2 separate regions of the Homo sapiens genome follow, and region 2 is linked to region 1. A link is a contact called in ENCODE Hi-C or POLR2A ChIA-PET data. All regions are on one chromosome and are shown on one strand. The core of a region is the stretch at or near the end of the contact, and the rest is flanking DNA. Distances in the headings are between cores, read along the strand shown.

Region 1 (5,113 bases), core at 1,606-4,105:
AAAGCTCCAGTTAACAGTGTGAGGCTCTTTAAACAGGGATTCACACAGGAGCGCCAACTGCATTTCTTTTCTTTTCTTTTTTTTTTTGAGACGCAGTCTCACTCTGTTGCCCAGGCTGGAGTGCAGTGGTGCCATCTCAGCTCACTGCAACCTCCGCCTCCTGGTTTCAAGCGATTCTCCTGCCTCAGCCTCCCAAGCAGGTGGGATTACACATGTGTGCCACCATGCCCAGCTAATTTTTCTATTTTTAGTAGAGATGGGGTTTCACCATGTTGGCCACGCTGGTCTCGAACTCCTGACCTTGTGATCCGCCCATCTCAGCCTCCCAAAGTGCTGGGATTACAGGCGTGAGCCCCCGTGCCCGGCCCACCAACTGCATTTCTAATGCTTGATTTGTTCAGCATAGTGGTAGCATGCAGGTGTTCATGATAGTATCCTTATGCCCTTTGCATGTATGAAATATTTCATAATGATTTTTTAAAGGACAGCATAGGCTGGGTGTGGTGGCTCATGCCTGTAATCCCAGCACTTTGGGAGGCCAAGGCGGGTGGACCACTTGAGCTCAGGAGTTTGAGACCAGCCTGGCCAACATGGTGAAACCCCGTCTCTACTAAAAATACAAAAATCAGCCTGGCACGGTGGCACGCAGCTATAATCCCAGATCCTCGGGAGGCTGAGGCAGGGGAATCGCTTGAACCTGGGAGGCAGAGGTTGCAGTGAGCCAAGTTCGCGCCACAGCACTCCAGCCTGGGTGACAGAGCGAGACCCTGTCTCTCAAAAAAAGTGCAACCTAAGTACAAGCCTAGTCCCACCAGCAAATAGCAGCCCATCCTTGGTTGCATAACCTGGAGGAGAGGAGCAGAGCCACAGTCAGAGCCTCACACCGCAGATTCGCCTGCCGTGATTCCACTCAGGCTAGAAACATTCCCTAAACAACTCATAAGGGAGACAGTGCACTCTAAGCACACTGAAGGGTGAGAGGAGGCTGCCCAAGGATTAAAATTTTAACCCAGATGGCCGGGCACGGTGGCTCATGCCTGTAATCCCAGTACTTTGGGAGGCCGAGGCAGGTGGATCACCAGGTCAGGAGTTCAAGACCAGACTGGCCAAGATGGTGAAACCCAGTCTCTACTAAAAATACAAAAAAAATTAGCCAGGTGTGGTGGCGGGTGCTTGTAATCCCAGCTACTCAGGAGGCTGAGGCAGAGAATTGCTTGAACCCAGGAGGCAGAGTTTGCAGTGAGCCGAGATCGAGCCACTGCACTCCAGCCTGAGCAACAGAGCAAGACTCTGTCTCAAAAAAAGAAAAAAGAAAATTTAATCCAGATGATCTGCGGGGTGAGAGGGCAGGTTGTACAAAGTTCAGTTTGAGGGGCTGTGTGTGCTCACTCCTGCCATCCATCAGGCCTTTGGGGCACGTGGGCCTGGCAGAATGAGTGACCTGTGAAACTGAATTTGTCCACAGGCCTACCCTGAGCAGTGAGTTATTAAACATCAGTGAAGAGCAAGGAAGGGTATGTTAGTCCATTTTGTGTTTCTATAAAGGAATACTGAAGCTGGGTAATTTATATAGAAAAGAGGTTTATTTGGCTCACAGTTGTGCAAGCTATACATGAAGTATGCTCAGCTTCTGATGAGGATCTCAGGAAGCTTATAATCACAGCAGAGGCTGGGCACTGTGGCTCATGCCTGTAATACCAGCACTTTGGGAGGCCAAGGTGGGTGGATAACCTGAGGTCAGGAGTTTGAGACCAGCCTGGGCAATATGGTGAAACTCCAACTGTAATAAAATTACAAAAATTCTCCTGGCATGGTGGTGGGTGCCTGTAATCCCAGCTACTCGGGAGGCTGAGGCACGAGAATCACTTGAACCCGGGAGGTGGAGGTTGCAGTGAGCCGAGATCACACCATTGCTCTTCAGCCTGGGCGACAGAGTGAGACTCTGTCTCAAAAAAAAAAAAAAAAAATCGCAGCAGAAGATGAAGGGGGAGTAGGTGTGTCACATGGAGAGGGGGGCAGAGGAGAAAGAGGGAGAGGAGGTGCCAGGCTCTTTTAAACAACCAGCTGTCACATGAACTAACAGAGTGAGACTCGCTCATCACCAAGGGGTGGCACCAAGCCATTCATGAGGGATCCTCCCCATGAGCTACACATCTCCCTCTAGGCCCCCACCTCCCACACTGGGGGTCACATTTCAACGTGAGGTTTGGAGGGGACAAACATCCAAACCATTTCAAAGAGATATTAAAGCCTGAGCAACATGGCCAAACTCCGTCTCTACAAAAAACACAAAAATTAGCCAGGTGTGGTGGCACACACTTACAGGCTCAGCTTCTTGGGAGGCTAAAGTGGGAGGATAACTTGAGCCCAGGAGGTTGAGGCTGCAGTGAGCCATGATCACACCACTGCACTCCAGCCTAAGTAACAAAGCAAGACCCTGGAAAGAAAAAAAAAAAGGAGATATTAAGATCTCTGTTCATCCAACCAAGAAAACAAAGATAGGTTTCTGTGCTCTGCACAGTGGGAGCAGTACTGCTTCTGTTCTCTGTGCTCTCCGCCCCAGGGCCAGCATTTCTCCGCCTGGGTCTGGGCTCTGGACAGTTCTCTTAGTCTCCCAAATCTTTTCCAACTCCAATTGTTATAAAAATCATTTACCAGATGTCTCCCTCAGGTTCTTTGTTCAAAAGCAACAAAAACTAACTTAAGTAACTTAAGCAAAAAGTTAACTGAGTAACTTAAGCAAAAAGGGAATGGACAACAGGAAGTGGGAGAGGCAAATGACCGAAGGCACAAAGCCCAGACTTGGAAGGGGCAGGGCCTGGGTGGCCCTTGGGGCCTGGGAAAGGAAAGTAAATGGATGTTTCATCTGGTCCTCAGTACTGAACACATCTAATCCGGCGTGAGTGGGCAGGGAATCGTGTGAGTGACTGTGTTTAAGTTTGAGTTTCTTTTTCCTTCATCCCTAGGTCTCTCCAGGCTAGACTGAAATATCAGGGAGGAAGGGTTCTAACTGCCTGGCTGGGTCACATGCTCAGCCTTGACTAGAGGAAGGCAGTGCATCCTCCTCCTTGACGGGTACTTATCATGTGCTAGTTTGAGGTCATTTCTCCAAAGCAAAGTGGGAGCAGAAGCCGAGGGCAGGAGACTGGACGCTGGGCAGAAGCAAAATCAGTGGCCGCTCCCCCAGGGCTTCTGGTCTGCCTGTTCCTTGTCTGCCTTTTTTTTTTTTTTTTTTTTGAGATGAGTTTCACTCTCGTCACCCAGGCTGGAGTGCAATGGCATATTCTCGGTTCACTGCAACCTCTGCCTCCCGGGTTCAAGAGATTCTCGTGCCTCAGGCTCCCAAGTAGCTGGGATTACAGGCACCCGCCACCACGACCGGCTAATTTTTATTTTTATTTTATTTTTATTTTTAGTAGAGATGGGGTTTCACCATGTTGGCCAGATTGGTCTCAAACTCCTGACCTCAGGTGATCCACCCACCTCGGCCTCCCAAAGTGTTGGGATTACAGGTGTGAGCCACCGTGCCCAGCCCCTTGTCTGGCTTTTTAACAAGACATTTGTCTTCCAGCAGATCCCAAACTCCAGGACAGGGACATTTTCCTCCACTTTTGTTTCCTTTGGTGGTGGACAGGGGAGGTCAGCGCCATCCCAAACATTTGGTAGCTGCATAATAAATGCTTATGGAATTGAGTTTGATCAAATCCGAGAGACAAAAAATGGAAGCGCAGAGCTTTCCAAAATACTGAAAGCATTCAGAACATCTTGGTGCTCTAGGGTAAAGTGGAAAGAGTTAAATATTTCAGACTGGCTTTGTGTTTCTGACCCCTCCTTCACCCACCCTGTGCTGGGTGTTGCTCTGTGGTGATGCAGGGTAAAGGAATAATTGGCCATATTCTGTTAAGGCATGGCATCTAAAAGTGAAGGTTTTCTTCTGAGATAAAGTTTGAAAAGGGGCTCAGTAGAGGCCAGGTATTAATTTCCATCCTGGAGGAAGAAAGGCATGGAAACTGCAGCAAGTTTGTGTTGACTTCATTAGTCTGTTGATGCTGGAGCACACGGCCTGTCCCCTTCACAACTGGAAAGAACACAAGTCCCCGCCTCAATCAAAGCCTGTGTGTTGTCTCCCAATCAATGGTGCACCTTACCTTCTATTTATTTATTTGAGACGGAGTCTCGCTCTGTCACCCAGCACCCAGGCTGGAGTGCAGTGGTGCGATCTTGGCTCACTGCAGCCTCTTCCTCCCGGGTTGAAGCAGTTCTTCTGCCTCAGCCTCCTGAGTAGCTGGGATTACAGGCGTGCGCCACCACACCTGGCTACTTTTTGTATTTTTAGTAGAGATGGGGTTTTGCCATGTTGGCCAGGCTGGTCTCGAACTCTTGATCTCAGGTGATCCGCCTGCCTCGGCCTCACAAAGTGCTGGGGTTACCACCGGCCCAGTGCACTTTACTTTCAAGCGATGACGTGCCCACTATAATTAGGGGCCATATATGTTCTCTGAGAAGTCTTCCATCAGGGCAAGCCAGTCTACATCTCGCAGTCCGCATGTGAAGTAACAAGCGTTTCTCTTTCATCTGTGAAATCAAAACCTCTGTTCGAACAGATAAACATATCGTGCTGCTTCTGTGTTGAATAACTAAAGACCAAACTTGAACTACTTTCAGGAGTCGGGAAGAATAATTGGCCAACTCATGCATCATGATACCATAGTTTTCATTCCAAAGGTACTTGAAGAACAACTTCAACCACACAAAACTCTGTTCGCTGATGACTGCCCTTTAGAAGGTGGATGTTTCCTGGGGACATTGCACAGTTGGCTGCTGCCGGAGATGGGGTGCCGCCAGGGAACATGGGGTGTCCAGGCACTCTTACACTGAGATATTTTCTGGTTGAAAAATATTTTGCAAGCAAGAAAACTGAGGCTCAGAACTGTAGAGTGACTTACTTGTATTCTGCAGAAAAGACCCTCAGAGATGGCTCAACCCTGGACATATTGTGGTATTTGGCTTTCTTTTTTAATTTAGAAATTTTTCTTAGAGAAAGACAGAGACGTCATTCCTAGCCTTGCACACAGACACCCCAAATAAACAGGCCCCACAGGAGGAGTATGGT
Region 2 (5,113 bases), core at 1,782-4,281, 330 kb before region 1:
GGGGCATCTGTAAGCCCAGCCCTGATACAGCTGCCAGAGCCTTTGAGCCTTGTTCAGGGCCTTTGCCCCTGGAGACCCCTGGTAAAAACAAAGACAAGCCATGGGAGCTTAGGAACGTGGCAAACTCCTGTCTGCTTCTTAGGCCCAACTCCAAGAGAGGCTGTCAGGATCATGGGCAGGAGCGAGAGACACTGACCTGGGTCGCCGATGTGAACAGGGGGATCATGGGCAGGAGCGAGAGACACTGACCTGGGTTGCCCATGTGAACAGGAAGATCATGGGCAGGAGCGAGAGACACTGACCTGGGTCGCCCATGTGAACAGGTTGCCCCTGCTCACCTCCGAGGGAGCAGCAGGCCCGCACCAGCCCTTCCAGCTTGTCCTTGGGAATGGGCCTCATCGTGACCACCAGAGGGCAGCAGAAGCCAGCATGGGTAACACAAGGCACTGTTGTCTGACCAAAAAAAAAAAAAAATCAAGTGAAAATGTTAAAAAATGGAATTAGCACAGATCCAAGCTCTGAGCACCAAGAGTTCAAGGCAGCTAAATGAAGGAGGAGTAGCTGTTATAGAAATTAGCTTCTATTTTTATGTGACATAGAGAGAGGGAGTTTGCTGTTAATTACTGGTTTAAAATAGGGAATCTTAACTTTTTGTGTGCCACGGACCCCTTTGGTAGACTAGTACAGCTGTGGACCCCTGGTCAAAGTAATGCCTTTAACTGCATACAAGAAAATGCACAGGATTCCAAAGGAAACCAATTATCCTGCAAGCACAGTTATCAAATAATAGAAAAATGTGGCCAGACACGATGGCTCACACCTGTAATCCCAGCACTTGGGAGGCCGAGGTGGGCGGATCACGAGGTCAGGAGTTCGAGACCAGCCTGGCCAGCATGGTGAAACCCCATCTCTATTAAAAATACAAAAGTTCGCCGGGCATGGTGGCACGCGCCTCTAGTCCCAGCTACTCGGGAGGCTGAGGCAGGAGAACGGCTTGAACCCAGGAGGCGGAGATTGCAGTGAGCCGAAATCACACCATTGCACTCCGGCCTGGGTGACAGAGCAAGACTCCATCTCAAAGAAAAAAAAAAAAGGAAAAATGTGAGACAATATGCATGCTTCCTCAGTAGCAGCCTAAGAAACAAGATGCCAGTTCTACTATCATTGTAACTTTGAAGTAGTGATCAGCATATAGGATATTTTTGAGACATCAGGAAGAACTCTAACGTGATATGAAGATATCTGTGATTTCTGTTGCCAGCCATGAAGTCACAGGGTCTGCTGATATGACAGCCATTTGCTGCCTACATTCATAATTGAAGGAAATGCTAAATGTGAGTTGAGGTTATGAAAATAAAATTGAGGCTGGGCACAGTGGTTCATGCCTGTAATACCAGCACTTTGGGAGGCCAAGAAGGTTGGATCGCTTGAGCCCAGAAGTTCAAGACCAGCCTGGGCAATACAGCGAAACCCTGTCTCTACCAAAAAAAACCAAAACCATAAATTAGCTGGGTGTGCTGGCACATGCCTATGGTCCCAGCTACTCGGGAGGCTGAGATGGGAGGATCTCTTGAACCCAGGAGGTTGAGGCTGCAGTGAGCTGTGACTGTGCCACTGCACCACTCCAGCCTGGGCAACTGAGCAAGAACTGTCAAAAATAAAAATAAAAATAAAATAAAATAAAGAAGGGAGGGAGGGAAGAAGGGAAAAGAAAAACGTACTTTTTTTCCCATCCAATATCATGGAGCCTCTGAATTTCTCTAGGGACTGCAAGGGCCATGGACCAAAGGTAAACAGCCTCTGGTGAATCACGGGCAGAGGGAGGCAAGGGAGAACATCACAGGAGGAGCTGGTGTTCACTCTGCCTCCTGAATCCACACAAGCAACAAGCCTGTCCCCAGACCCCATGGAGCACGGCCTGGTGCCTCCTGCCTTAACAGATGTTGCCCGGTTTGATCTGTGTGACTTTTATTGGTGTTTCGCTCCCCCACCCCACCTCCTGAATGGTTTCTGGTGCCTGCAATAGAGCTTATGAAAGATTTAGGACATGGCCAGGACTATAATCCACTGTGACAGTCTTGGCCACCACCTAAAGAGCTTGCTATCACCACCCTGGCGGCAGCAGGATGGAACCTCGGTGTGGCTGCCAGCAGTGTCTGCATAATAGCACCCAGGAGAGGGGACATGCTGGAGCCACTGGCAGAGCCAGGCAGCCCTCCCCAAGGCTGAGACACATCCCGTCTGGGGGTGGCCAATGGAATCCCAGATGGCTGTCTGGCCATCTCTCCCTGGAGCCCAGGGGCAGAGGTGTCGATATTAGACTGAAAGCTATTTGATAAGCATCGGGGTCAGTGAAGCCCTGTTGAGCACTTACTGTGGACACTTACTTGCACCTTTGTAGGCAACAAACAGTTGCCATATCAGCAGACCCTGTGACTGCAAAGCATCATTTAATTGTCACATCTCTGTTATTGACATTGTACAGATGGGAGCCAGGGGTTCCAGGTTCCCATCTGGCTTTGGGACTTGGGCAAGTCCTTTTCTCTCTTTAGACCTCGGTTTCCTCATCTAAAATGAGAATCTGCATGTGACGAGCCATGGGGCCCTCTCAGCTCCCACCTCCTACAAAGGGTGCTGTGTTCCAGAGCCAGAGACTGCCATGGGTGCCTGCCAGTGGCTGGGGTCCCATCCCCACCCTTCCCTAGCTTCAAGAGAACCGCTCGGGCACACTTCACCCATGAAGGCAGCACAGACTATGGGCAGCTTTGTTGCTGATCAGAGGCAGCTGGGGCCTCTCTGGCAGGAGCCCAAACCAAGACATTTTAATAAATGTCCCAGAGTCCAAGACAAAATCTCTGATCCAAGTCCTCCATAAATAAAGAAACCTGGAGCCTGGCTGTTTATGCTGGCTGACCACTGATGGAGCAGAGTGAACTCTCAGACTTTACCAACAGATGTCCAGGAAGGGTCTGTGGAACCAGGGAATCGAGTGCACTCACCTTGACAAGTAGGGGCTGGGAGAGGCACAGCAGGCACGTCCCAGAGACGCCGGCTGTGCTGTGTTTGTGACTGCCAGAGGCCACCTCCGGCCAAGAACATGACCCAGCTTTCTGGACAGAGACCTGACCCAGGAGCTACTGCCTGGCCGAGGCTCTGCCACAAATCCCTGGGTATTGAGAGAGCCAGGCTCATTCCCCCTGGCTGAGGCTCACCGGAGCCAGGGAGGATTTTTAAAAATCTCGCTGAGGTGCCTGAAGTTAAAGGAGCCAGAGAAATCCCAAGCAGGTTTGGTTTACAGCACTGAACCATGAAGAAGGGCCACACTGGGTGCTCACAGTGGTCCCAGAGGTGAGTGGGACCGAGGCTGGCTCAGAGAGATTGATCATTTCTCCTGGGTTGCACAGCTAGAAATGGCTGAGCTGGGGCTGGAGCTTAGGTTTTCCACCTCCCGTGCCCATGTTCTCCCCACCCCAGGAATATGTAAGTTGATCTGCATCTTCAGGCCATTCTGCCCTTGTGGGCTGTGGGCTGTGTCCCTACCTTGTATGCACCCGCCTGGCTGTGACCTGCTGGGTCTCTTCTGGGGAGCCCCGCTTTCTCCAAGGCCTCCTCCAGGGAGAAGCTGCAGCCCAGGAAGAAGGCCACCATGTCCTTCAGCTGCTCCGAGTACTGCTCCAGCGAAGCCAGGCTGCCGGTGCAGGCACCGAACTCGTATTTCCAGAACTGGGGATGGCCCATCCTGGGGACATAAGGGGAAAGCTGGGAGGGCCCCAGACTCTCACTGTGGCCCCTGATAATACATTATAGAAGGACTGCGGAGAGAGAAGAGGATGTCTAGTGCTGAAATTTTCAGCCCTGGCACCAGGGTAGGGAGCATAGTTTTCAGCAGGGGGCCTTGCTGGCATCCTTCAAATGTCCCCAGATCGGAAACGATTAAATCAGCACGTATAGAACGTACCCCCACCTCCCACCCAGTGTGTCTCCTATACCCGCAAGCCAAAACAAGCCAAACCACCGAGAAAAGTAAATGGTGGCCAGGCACGGTGGCTCATGACTGTAATCCCAGCACTTTGGGAGGCCGAGGCGGGCAGATCACTTGAACTCCGGAGTTCAAGACAAGCCTGGGCAACAAGGTGAAACCCCGTCTATACTAAAAATACAAAAACTAGCCAGGCATGGTGGTACACAGCTGTAATCTCAGCTACTCAGGAGGCTGAAGCAGGAGAATCGCTTGAACCTGGGAGGTGGAGGTTGTAGTGAGCCGAGATCGTGCCACTGCACTACTCCAGCCTGGGCAACAGAGTGAGACTGCCTCAAAGAAAAAAAAAAAAAAAGAAGAAGAAGAAAAGTAAATGGTGGCCTCTCTGCTATAGAGGTAGGACCAGTAGCCCAAAGGGGACAGAGAATATGTGTCTTGGGGAACCTCTCAGTGCCAGTAGTGGGTGAGGCCTTTCTCTTCCCTTAAAGGAAACTCTTCTGTAGGGTTGAAAGACTTCTTTGGTTACAAGCTTATTCTTTACCCACTCCAAACTCTTTTACTGAGCCATGCCTTCATGCCGGGCACATGCTGGGCGATGGGGCTAGAGTAATGGAGAGGACACTGTCCCAGTCTTTTTTTCTTTTTTTAATGTTTTTTATTTATTTATTTTTTTTTTGAGACAGAGTCTTGCTCTGTTGCCCAGCCTGGAGTGCAGTGGTGCAACCTCGGCTCACTGCAACCTCTGCCTCCCAGGTTCAAGTGATTCTCCCACCTCAGCCTCCCAAATAGCTGAGATCATAGGCCCGAACCACCATGCCCGGCTAATTTCTGTATTTTTAGTAGAGACAGCGTTTCACCGCGTTGGCCAGGCTGGTCTCGAATTCCTGATCTCAGGTGATCTGCTCTCCTTGGCCTCCCAAAGTGCTGGGATTACAGGCGTGAGCCACCGCGCCCATCCCATCCCAGCATTTAAAGAGCTCGTAACCCTAATTGATAGGTGAGACTTCACTGAAAACACATACTGGCAATACACAGCAAGGAATGTCAACCGTCTAGGTAGAGTGACACAGAGAAGGAAGAAATCAATTCTCTTCCACAGAGGAGTTTGGTGCTGGGTCTTGAGGCATGAATAGG

Evidence for each region. A loop is a pair of places that touch in the nucleus more often than their neighbours do. ChIA-PET counts read pairs that join two places held with the same protein, here RNA polymerase II (POLR2A).
Region 2: a map of astrocyte of the cerebellum shows a loop between it and region 1 (4-fold over the local background). The contact joins two enhancer-like sites. A Hi-C loop is called at or near these places in 1 of 168 maps with a recorded cell type or tissue (astrocyte of the cerebellum). POLR2A ChIA-PET finds 5 or more read pairs at or near these places in 3 of 52 experiments (A673, Caco-2 and GM12878).

The regions. Positions count from the first base shown.
Region 1 is chr14:90,837,138-90,842,250 of GRCh38, reverse strand. No RefSeq gene overlaps it. Among named protein-coding and RNA genes, the nearest start is that of LINC02321, 12 kb to the right of the region's middle. Within about 2 kb of position 2,855, at least 19 of the 41 ENCODE cell types and tissues checked have a DNase peak (open chromatin) inside an H3K27ac peak, as active enhancers do.
Region 2 is chr14:91,168,629-91,173,741 of GRCh38, reverse strand. It overlaps DGLUCY (D-glutamate cyclase), which reads right to left. Exons shown (of 14, transcript NM_001102368.3): 5 at 3,541-3,739; 6 at 303-453. Among named protein-coding and RNA genes, the nearest start is that of SNORA11B, 45 kb to the right of the region's middle. Within about 2 kb of position 3,031, at least 14 of the 41 ENCODE cell types and tissues checked have a DNase peak (open chromatin) inside an H3K27ac peak, as active enhancers do.